2 separate regions of the Homo sapiens genome follow, and region 1 is linked to region 2. Evidence: read pairs that join two places in POLR2A ChIA-PET (ENCODE). Cell type or tissue: Caco-2. All regions are shown on one strand. Each heading gives the region's core, and the rest is flanking DNA. Links, peaks and the distances in the headings are about the cores only.

Region 1 (5,378 bases), core at 85-5,084, 130 kb after region 2:
GAGGCATGAGAATCGCTTGAATCTTGGAGGCGGAGGTTGCAGTGAGCCAAGATCATGCCACTGCACTGCAGCCTGGGCAACAGAGCAAGACTCTGTCTCAAAACAACAACAACAGCAACAAAAAGACCTTCTAAAAATCAGTATGAAAAGGAATTACAATCCAAAAGAAAACTGAAATATAGAGAGAGTTTATTTTAAAAAGTAAACACAGGCCAGGTGTCGGGGCTCACACCTGTAATCCCAGGACTTTGGGATGCCAAGGTAGGAGGATTGCTTGAGGCTAGGAGTTCAAGACCAGCCCGGGCAACATAGTGAGACCTTGTCTCTACTAAAAATAAAAGCTTAGCCAGGCATGGTGTTGCATCCCTGTAATCCCAGCTACTTGGGAGGCTGAGGAAAGAGGATCCCTTGAACTCAGGAGTTCAAGACTGCAGTGAGCTATGATTGTGCCACTGTACTCCAGCCTGGGTGACAAAGTGAGACTCTGTCTATCAAAACAAGGGAAATGCAAATAGATTTTAAACATGCTTAAAAATGCTAATTCTCTGAAAATGATATACAAATTGATATACAAAATGATATACTAAATGATATACAAACTACACCATTGGACAGGTGAAGTTGAAAACGTATAATAATATGCTGGACTGGTCAATGAATAGAGCAAATAGGTAGAATTCTATATTGATACAACCTCTTTGGAGGATAATTTAGCAATACTTACCTAATTTTAAAGTGTCATTTTCCTTTCAACTTGCAATTCCACTTATAGAAATTGAATCCCATAAAGTCTTATGTATACACAAAGGGGTGCATGTTGGATATTAACTGGGGTACAAGGGATATTGACTGCAACATTGTTTTTGTTTGTTTGTTTGAGATGGGGTCTTGCACTGTTGCTCAGGCTGGAGTGCAGCGGCATGATCTCGGCTCACTGCAACCTCCGCCTCCCAGGTTCAAGCAATTCTCCTGCCTCAGCCTCCTGAGTAGCTGGGATTACAGGCATCTGCCACCATGCCCGGCTAATTTTTGTATTTTTAGAGATGGGGTTTCGCCATGTTGGCCAGGCTGGTCTCAAACTCCTGACCTTAGGTGATCCACCTGCCTTGGCTTCCCAAAGTGCTGGGATTACAGGCATGAGCCACCGCGCCCGGCCAACATTGTTTATAATTGTAAAATAGAAGAGTGGTTAAGTGACCATGGGCTAACTGGTTAATAATCCCTGTGTCTGTTAAAAAGGAGGAGAAAAAGGCTGTATGAACACTTAAAGAAATATCTCTGGGCTGGGTGTGGTGGCTCATGCCTAGCATATTGGGAGGCCAAGAGAGATCACTTGAGTCCGGGAATTTGAGGCCAGCTTGGGCAACATAGTGAGACCCTATCTCGACAAAAAGATTAATAAGATATATATAGCCAGGCATGCTGGCATGCGCCAGTAGTACCAGGTACTCAGAGCTGCGGTGGGATGATTGCTTGAGCCTGGGAGGTCGGGGCTGCAGTGAGCTATGATTGTACCACTGCACTCCACACTCCTGGGTGACAGAGTGAAACCGTGTCTCAAAAACTAAAACAAAAAAACCTCTGATATATTCATTCATCGTTACACAGATTTGCCTACGTGGACCTGGAAATATGCTCTAAAACTGGATTGTTTAGTGATTTGTGAGTTTTTGCATATGAAGAACATACACAGTTATAGACACTAAATCACTTTTTTGTTGTTGTTGTTAGATGGAGTCTCACTCTGTCGCCCAGGCTGGAGTGCAGTGAAGTAGCCGATCTCGGCTCACTGCAACCTCTGCCTCCCAGGTTCAAGCGATTCTCCTGCCTCAGCCTCCCGAGTAGCTAGGATTACAGGCACACACCACCATGTCTGGCTAATTTTTGTGTTTTTAGTAGAGATGGGTTTCGCCATGTTGACCAGGCTGGTCTCGAACTCCTGACCTCACGTGATCCACCCACCTCGGCCTCCCAAAGTGCTGGGATTACAGGCATGAGCACTGCACCTGGCCAACAGTACCTTATTTTTATTGCTGGCCCTGAAGAAACCTATACAGTACTCAGATACAGTAAAGTTTTTCATACAACACGAGCTCATTTCTCTCAAACATGGACTGGGGTTTCCTGTCGTGTTGATTTAGCAGTTCGGGGACTGTAGGTGCGGCAGGATTGTCCCATCCCACCTCTCTAATTAGTCTCGTCTCTACCATTTTCAGTCAAAATTCCAAAGGTCACTTGGAAGGCACATAGCCCACGAAACTGTCCAGACACTCCCTTTTGGCCAAATAACCCTCCACAGCCCAGATTCCAGTGCAGAGCCCTGGGAACCAGGGGCATGCTGTTTCCAATCCTCATCTGCTTAGCCAACAGGGAGAGGTAACAATGAACAAATTGAGTTTCAACCAGCATATCTTTAGAACCCAATTTTTGTTATAATTGATTAGAAAATCTAGCTTACATTCCAAATGCACTCTTTTTTTTTCTTTTCTTAATCTTAGTCAAGGTGCAATAACAGTTAAACGAAAACCAGCATGAGTCAGGTTCCTATAAAACTGTCTGCTCTCAGAGTTCAGCATTTTTCTAGAGCAGGAACATTTGCCGGCAGTCAGCATAGAACGGGGTTATTCTGGCCTCTTACTTTTCTAGGGGAACTCATCATAAGACAAGCAGCTCACGTGGAATCTGACACTGACATGGAATGCACACACTGGGTGGACATTGATGGAGTTCTTGGGTCTCACTCTGTTGCCCAGGCTGGAGTGCAGTGGTGTGATTTTGGCTCACTGCAACCTTTGCCTTCTGGGTTCAAGAGACTCTTATGCCTCAGCCACCCCATAGCTGGGATTACAGGCACCCGCCACCATGTCTGGATAATTTTTATATTTTTAATAGAGACGGGGTTTCACCATGTTGGCCAGGCTGGTCTGAACTCCCAGCCTCAAGTGATCTGCCCGCCTCAGCCTCCCAAAGTGCTGGGATTACAGGTGTGAGCCATGTCGCTCGGCCAGGGAACTCTTAAGTAGAATTTGAAAAACAGCAGCAGCAACAACGATACACCTAGGGACATTGGAGTCAAATTGATAAAACTAAATAAAAATACAATGTTGAACATGGTCAGAAAAAACAAGACCTTGCATACAGGGGTGCAAATATTCAAATGACCGTGGACTTATATCAGAAATAAATGAGGCCAGAAGACAGTGAAACAACATCTTGAAAGCACTGGGAAAAAAAACCAGTCAATCCAGAATTCTGTATCTAGTGAAGATATCTTTTAAGAATAAAGGTGAGGCTGGGTGTGGTGGCTCATGCCTGTAGTCCCAGTGCTTTGGGAGGCTGAGGCGGTGGGGGATCACTTGACCTCAGGAGTTTGAGACCAGCCTGGCCAACATGGTGAAACCCCATCTCTATTAAAAATACAAAAATTAGCTGGGTGTAGTGGCGCGCGCCTGTAATCCCAGCTTCTTGGGAGGTTGAGGCACAAGAATTGCTTGAACCAGGAAAGCAGAGGTTGCAGTGAGCTGAGATTGTGCCATTGCACTCCAGCCTGGGTGATAGAGCGAGACCCTGTTGCAAAAAAAAAAAAAAAAAAAAAAAAGAATAAAGGATAAAGGTGAGGCTGGGTGTGGTGGCTTACGCCTGTAGTCCCAGCACTTTGGGAGGCTGAGGCTGGAGGATCAACTGAGGTCAGGAGTTTGAGATCAGCCAGGGGAAAAAGGTGAAACCCTGTCTCTACAAAAAAATACAAAAATTAGCCAGGTGTGGCGGTGTGTGCCTGCAGTCCCAGCTGCTCAGGAGGCTTAGGTGGGAGGATTGTTTGAGCCTGGAAGGCAGAATATGAAGTGAATCAAGATCATCCTGCCACTGCACTCCAGCCTGGGTGACAGTGCGAGACCCTGTCTCAAAAAAAAAAAAAGAAAAAAAAAAGAAAAGAAAAAGAAAAAAGAATAAAGGTGAAATAACGTGGACATAAAGATGGGAACGATAGACACTGGGGACTACTGGGGGGAGAGGAAAGGGGGTGTGGGCTGAAAAACTACCCGTTGGGTACTGTGCTCACTACCTGGGTGATGGGATCATCCGAACCCCAAACCTCAGCATCACACAATGCACCCACATGACAAACCTGCACACGTACCCTCCAAATCCAAAGTAAAACTATATATATATATATAAAAAGGTGAAATAAAAATGTTTTTAGTTTTTAAAAAAACTAGGGGAATTTGTTAGCAGCAAACCTGAGCTACAAGGAATGCTAAGGGTACTTTAGGAGGCCAAGGTGGAAGGATCGTTTGAGGCCAGGAGTTCAAGACCAGCCTGGGCAACATAGTGAGATCCCATCTCTGTTGAAAAAAATGCTAAAGGAAGAGTTCTGCAGGCTGAAGGGAAATGAAACCAGATGGAAACCTGGATCTACAGGACAGAATGAAGCTCGTCAGAAATGGTAAATATGTGGATAAGTAGAAAAGATTACTTTTGTCCTCTTAATTTCTTTAAAACAGATAATTGTTTAAAGCAAAAATTATATTGTGTTATGGGGTTTATAATTTCTGTAGGTGTAGTAATTATGACAACTATAACATAAATAACAGGGGGTGTACATGAGCCTATATAGTTGCAAGCTTTCTGCATTTTATGCAAAGTGGTGCAATATAAACTTTTGGCAGGCTATAAAAAGTTAAGGGTGTATATTCTAACCCTAGGGCAGTAACTTAAAAATAAGCCAAAAAGGTGTAGCTGTAAAGCAATGGACAGGTTAAAATGGAATTCAAAAATATATTCAGGTAATCAAAAGGAAGGAAGAGAAACAGAATTAAAAAATAGAAGACAAACAAAACAGTAAAATTACAGGCTTAAATCTAATTATATCAATAATTATATTAAATAAGAAGGAATAGCATTGTAGTTAAAAGGCAGAGATTGTCAGAATAGATAAAAATGTTTGGGAGGCCGAGGCAGGTGGATCACAAGGTCAGGAGTTTGAGACCACCCTGGTCAACATGATGAAACCCTGTCTCTACTAGAAACACAAAAATTAGCCTGGCGTGGTGGTGCGTGCCTGTAGTCCCAGCTACTTGGGAGGCTGAGGCAGGAGAATTGCTTAAACCTGGGAGATGGAGGTTGCAGTGAGCTGAGATCATGCCACTGCACTCCAGCCTGGGTGACAGAGCAAGACTCCATCTCAAAAAAAAAAAAAAAAAAAAAAAAATTCCAAGGCCCAATTATATGCTGTCTATAAGCAACCTGCCTTTTTTTTTTCTTTTTTTTCTTTTTTTTTTTTTCTTTTAAGACAGGGTTTCGTTCTGTCACCCAGGCTGGAGTGCAGTGACACCAACACAGTTTACTGCAGTCTCCACCTCCCAGGCCCTCATTTCTCA
Region 2 (5,378 bases), core at 94-5,093:
CATGCCAGGGTAATTTCTAATTTTTTTGTAGAGACAGGGTACTGCTATGTTGTTCAGGCTGGTCTTAAACTCCTGGGCTCAAGTGATCCTCCCGCTTGGGCCTCCCAAAGCACTGGGATTGCAGTCATCAGCCACTGCGCCTGGCCAGTGATGGGTGAGTTTTATAAATCAAAATGTAATGGTGAATGTATTTGTACAAACTATATTTACAAGATTCTATCATTTAATTTAAAAGGTTGACTGGTGTGGAAACAGAAACATCATTTCGCACCACATTTTATTTCCTACAGTCAATTAGATTATACTTTAATACAAAAAACTAATTAAAATTTAATCGAACTTTAGCAAACATGGGATGTCTATGAAGTGTAAGACAATTTACTACATGTTCTGGGGGCTGAACAGGAGCGTGCTTTTGGTTTCTACCAGAAGCGGTCTCTCCCTGCCGCACGTCCGCCCCTGAAAAGAATGCCTAGGATAGGCAAATTCAGGCAGGCGGGGAGAGAAGGGTGGTGTTGGAATTAGTGTGGACTGACTTTCAGCATTGTTTTGTTCTTCACTGATCTGTGCCTCTGAGATAATGTAACACCTTCTTCTGAATTTAGAGTGGCTCCTAAGAAGCAGTTGTGATCAGTTATTTAAAAAAATAAAATGATGCCAAACTGGACACTGGCTGGGCTTACTATGCTGTGTATGGCAGATCACCTGGGGCACGTGTGCGTATCTGGGATTGAATTGCATAAGCAGGTTGGGAGCCTTGCTTTAAGGATGGGTTGGAGGCCAGCTGATGCTCCAGGAGCCTGTCTGCTCTTGAATTCCTCAGCAGAGCTTCTCTGGCTCAGTCCCACAGGCACACAGCTAAGGGTGACTGCAGGCTTCGGGGTGGACATCTGGGATGGCTGCCCAGCAGGTGATGTTCAGTAAATCCACACCTAGGAGAATCAAGCCCTGGAGACGGCCAGGCTGATCAGATTCCTCTGATGCTGGAGTGCGCACCTCTGATTTCCCTCTTTCAGTGAATCCCAAAGCTCTTTTTTTTTTTTTTTAGATGAAGTCTCACTCTGTCGCCCAGGCTGGAGTGCAGTGGCACGATCTGCAATCTCTGCCTCCCAGGTTCAAGTGATTCTCCTGCGTCAGCCGCCCCAGTAGCTGGGATTACAGGCGCCCACCACCACACCCGGCTAATTTTTTTGTATTTTTAGTAGAGATGGGGTTTCACGATGTTGGCCAGGCTGGTCTTGAACTCCTGAGCTCAACTGATCCGCCGGCCTTGACTTCCCAGAGTGCTGGGATTACAGGTGTGAGCCACCACACCCAGCCTACATTTTTTAAAAGAGAAAGTAAAAATGTAAACCATAGGGCCAGGTGTGGTGGCTCATGCCTGTAATCCCAGCACTCTGGGAGGCCGAGGCAGGCAGAGCACTTGAGGTCAGGAGTTTGAGACCAGCCTGGCCAACATGGTGAAACCCCGTCTCTACCCAAAATACAAAAATTAGCCGGGCATGGTGGTGGGTGCCTGTAATCCCAGCTACTCGGGAGGCTGAGGCAGGAGAAACACTTGAACCCAGGAGGCAGAGGTTGCAGTGAGTCGAGATTGTGCCGCTGCACTCCAGCCTGGGCGACAGAGCAAGACTCTGTCTCAAAAAAAAAAAAAAAAAAAAAAAAAGGAAGCCATAGATGGGGAGAGAAATTTGGAATACGTACACCGAGATCCCTCTAAGGGATCTCCGGAGTTCCAAATAGTCTTACTCACTTCCAGCGTGAGTGGTGTTCCAATTTCCCCTTGGCAGGCAGGGTCCATCACCCCAGCCAGCCCAGTCCCTCCCTTCTTTGCTCATTGATTCAGAGGCATGGGGAGCTCAGAGTGGCCAGGAGTCAGTCTCAACTTCCAGTTCGGTGGAATCAGTGCTGTGACTCCTGGCGGAATCATTCCTTCCTTAGGAGCTAAGACCTCTAGGCCAGCAGACCATGAGATGGGAGGAACAGGAAACAAAATTACCTAGTGGCTCACTAAGGGTAATAGTGAACGGTGCCATTCCTTTTCCATTCCTTGATTCCTGGACCCTCGAATCCTGGCTAGAAGCAGCAGCGCCATCTATCGGACGCTAATTCGGAGCTTATGCCGCCTTCTGAACAACCTTGCTCCAACCCTGCAAGGTATCGCCTCTGAGCTGATGCTGTAACTGCGTCTTCAAAAGGCCATTCCAGGCCGGGCGCAGTGGCTCACGCCAGTATACTCAGCACTTTGGGAGGCCGAGGCAGGCGGATCACGAGGTCAGGAGTTCGAGACCAGCCTGACCAACATGGTGAAACCCCGTCTCTACTAAAAATACAAAAATTAGCAAGGCGTGGTGGCGTGCGCTCCTCGGGAGGCTGAGGCATGAGAATCGCTTGATCCCAGGAGACAGAGGTTGCAGTGAGCTGAGATCGCACCATTGCACTCCAGCCTGGGCGACAGAGTGCAAAAAAAAAAAAAAAAAAAAGAAAAAAGAAAAAAGCCATTCCACTGTTCTATCAAGCCAGCTGCTTCAGATTGGTGGGGAACATGGCAACACCAGTGAATTCCATAAACATCGCCGCACTTCATTTGTGGGAAATTGAATTCCTTTTTGTGTGTGTGTGACGGAGTCTCGCTCTGTCACTCAGGCTAGAGTGCAGTGGTGTGATCCCTCGGCTCACTACAACCTCTGCCTTGCAGATTCAGGCGATTCTCCTGCCTCAGCCTCCTGAGTAGCTGGGACTACAGGCGTGCACCACCATGCTAGGCTAATTTTTGTATTTTTAGTAGAGATGGGATTTCACCATGTTGGCCAGGCTGATCTCGAACTCCTGACCTCAAGTGACCTGCCCACCCTGACCTCCCAAAGTGCTGGGATTACAGGTGTGAGCCACCGTGCCCAGCCTACTTTATTTTCTTTTTAAAAAATTTAATTCATGTTTCATAATAATCCTCTCCCTCCCCACTTTTAGAGACAGGGTCTTACTCTGTCCCTCAGGCTGGACTGCAGTGGTGCAATCATGGCTCACTACAGCATTGAACTCCTGGGCTCAAGCTATCCTCCTACCTCAGCCTCCTGAGTAGCTGGGACTACAGACATGCACCACTGTGCCTGGCTATTTTTTTTTTTTTATAGAGATGGGGGTCTCACTAAGTTGCCCAGGCTGGTCTCAAACTCCTGAGCTGAAGTGATCCTCCTGCCTTGGCCCTCTAAAGTGCTGGGACTACAGGCGTGAGCCACCATGCCCAGCCCTTTCCCCCTTTGTAATGTTGTTTCATTTGGTTTGGGCCAACATAACACTGTTCTTAAATAATATAAAAATGAATGGATTTAAATACAGTGATTAAGTTCATAATAAAGATGGGCTGTCTGTGGTGGTGGAGGGGCCCACGGAGCTCCAGCAAGTGGGTAGCACTGCCTGCTTCCTATTGCATCCCCCAGGGAATTCCAGGGTGTGTGTGTGTGTGTGTGTGTGTGTGTGTGTGTGTGTGTGTGTGTGTGTGTCTTTCTCTCTCTCTCTCTCTCAGGGCTGGTGGTCTTGCTACCAGACACCTGGAGCCCCTCTGCCAGCTGCTTTGAGCTTGGCTGAAAGTGAGCTTGGTCTGCTCCTCTCACCTGCTATGATTAAGGAGGGGCCACTCCTTGGGACGGAGGGGCTTGTCCATGGCTTTCTTCATCCACCCCTCCAGCCTTGCATTCCCACAATCTGTACTTAGGCCTCGAGACTCAGGCTGTCTCAGGGTGTCACCTTTATTCCTGTGGCTCTGTAGTAACCTGTTTTGTGTTGCTGTAAAGGAATGCCTGAGGCTGGGTCATTTATAAAGAAAATAGGTTTATTTGGCTCACAGTTCTGCAGACTGTACAAGAAGCTTGGCACTAGCATCTGCTTCTGGCAAGGGCCTCAGGAGGCTTCCAATCAAGGCCAGACATGGTGGCTCATGTCTGTAATCCCAACACTTTGGGAGGCCGAGGCAAGCAGATCACTTGAGGCCAGGAGTTCGAGACCAGCCTGGCTAACATAGCGAAACCTCATCTCTACTAAAAAATACAAAAATTAGCTGGGCGTGGTGGCAGGTGCCTGTAGTTTCAGCTACTTTGGAGGCTGAGGCGGGAGAATTGCTTGAACCTGGGAGGTGGAGGTTGCAGTGAGCCAAGATTGCACCACTGCCCTCCAGCCTGAGCGACAGAGTGAGACTGGGTCTCAAAAAAAAAAAAAAAAAAAATCCAATGAAGGCGGAAGGCAAAGGGGGAGCCAGTGCCATGTGGCAAGAGAGGAAGGAAGTGGGAGGAAGTGCCAGGCTGTTTTAAGCAATCAGCTCTCACTCATTCATTACTGTGTGGGGGGCACCAAGGCATTCGTGAGGAATCCACCCCAAGACCCAGACACCTCCCACGAGGCCCCACCTCCAACACTGGAGGGCCACATTTCGATATGAGGTTTGAAAGCGACAAATATCCAAACCATATCAGGCACCAACAGGGTTAAATAACAAACCTTACCTGTTAGCCCATCTTGGGGTTTCTGATGTGCTTGGCTTCATTAATAATTTAGTGAGGTGGACGAGATTGGACTGACTCTTCCCCCAAATCAATACACAAATGATTATTGCTTGAGGGTACTTCTGAGTGCTTCAGCAAGACCGAGGGAGCTTTTTGGTTGAAAATGGGAACTGCACTCAGCACTGGAAGTTCCTGCAGAGAAGGTTATGTAAACCAAGGGGCGACCTGCTGCTAACATTTTCATTGCAATAAAACACTTTTTTTTTGGAATGGTGCTTTTATGACATACTTACTATCACCGTTTCAGGCCTATAATTTTAAAATTACTGCACAATATTGAAGGTGAAATGATTTTACTGCCGCTGGTCTATTAAGGTTCTAGGAACTGGCTGCAGCTTGGAGAGTGTCTATGGCTGGATGCACTTGGACACACCGTGCCGACTGCCCTGGACGTGCCTGCAGACACAGCAGGCTGGATGGGTGCACTGTGGCTGGGTGTGTCTGGGCACTCCCACAGGCGAGCAGGCATTCAGCTCTGAGCTTTGCAGTTCCCACCTGGACTGACCAAACTCTACCAGCCCTCCTGCCCCCTGCCCCCCCGCCACTGCCCCGGGATTGCAGAAATGCTAGGAAGCTGCACTGAAGTCAAAGCAGCAACCCCGGCCAGCTGTCCCACCCCACTGAACTCAGGAGGAAATGCTGTGATTGCTACCATATATGTTGCCAGTTTATTTGTAGTATTTTAAATTTATTTTTATTTTTATTATTTATTTATTTATTTATTTATTGAGACGGAGTCTTGCTCTGTCGCCAGGCTGGAGTGCAGTGGCGCGATCTGGACTCACTGTAACCTCCACCTCCCGGGTTCAAGTGATTCTC

The links. Peaks named below come from ENCODE experiments on the same cell type or tissue, not always from the same donor. Only the 100,000 strongest peaks of a DNase experiment are listed, where the experiment ranks them.
Region 1: POLR2A ChIA-PET joins it to region 2 with 6 read pairs; 10 of 35 experiments call an interaction of 5 or more read pairs at or near these places.

What each region holds. Positions count from the first base shown.
Region 1 is chr19:33,314,450-33,319,827 of GRCh38, forward strand. No RefSeq gene overlaps it. Among named protein-coding and RNA genes, the nearest start is that of CEBPA-DT, 14 kb to the left of the region's middle. In Caco-2, for the core only: no CTCF peak of the experiment used is centred there; DNase peaks (open chromatin) are centred at 2,232 and 2,643.
Region 2 is chr19:33,182,326-33,187,703 of GRCh38, forward strand. No RefSeq gene overlaps it. Among named protein-coding and RNA genes, the nearest start is that of TRT-AGT1-3, 8.0 kb to the left of the region's middle. In Caco-2, for the core only: a CTCF peak has its summit at 2,097 (motif pointing left); a DNase peak (open chromatin) is centred at 2,106.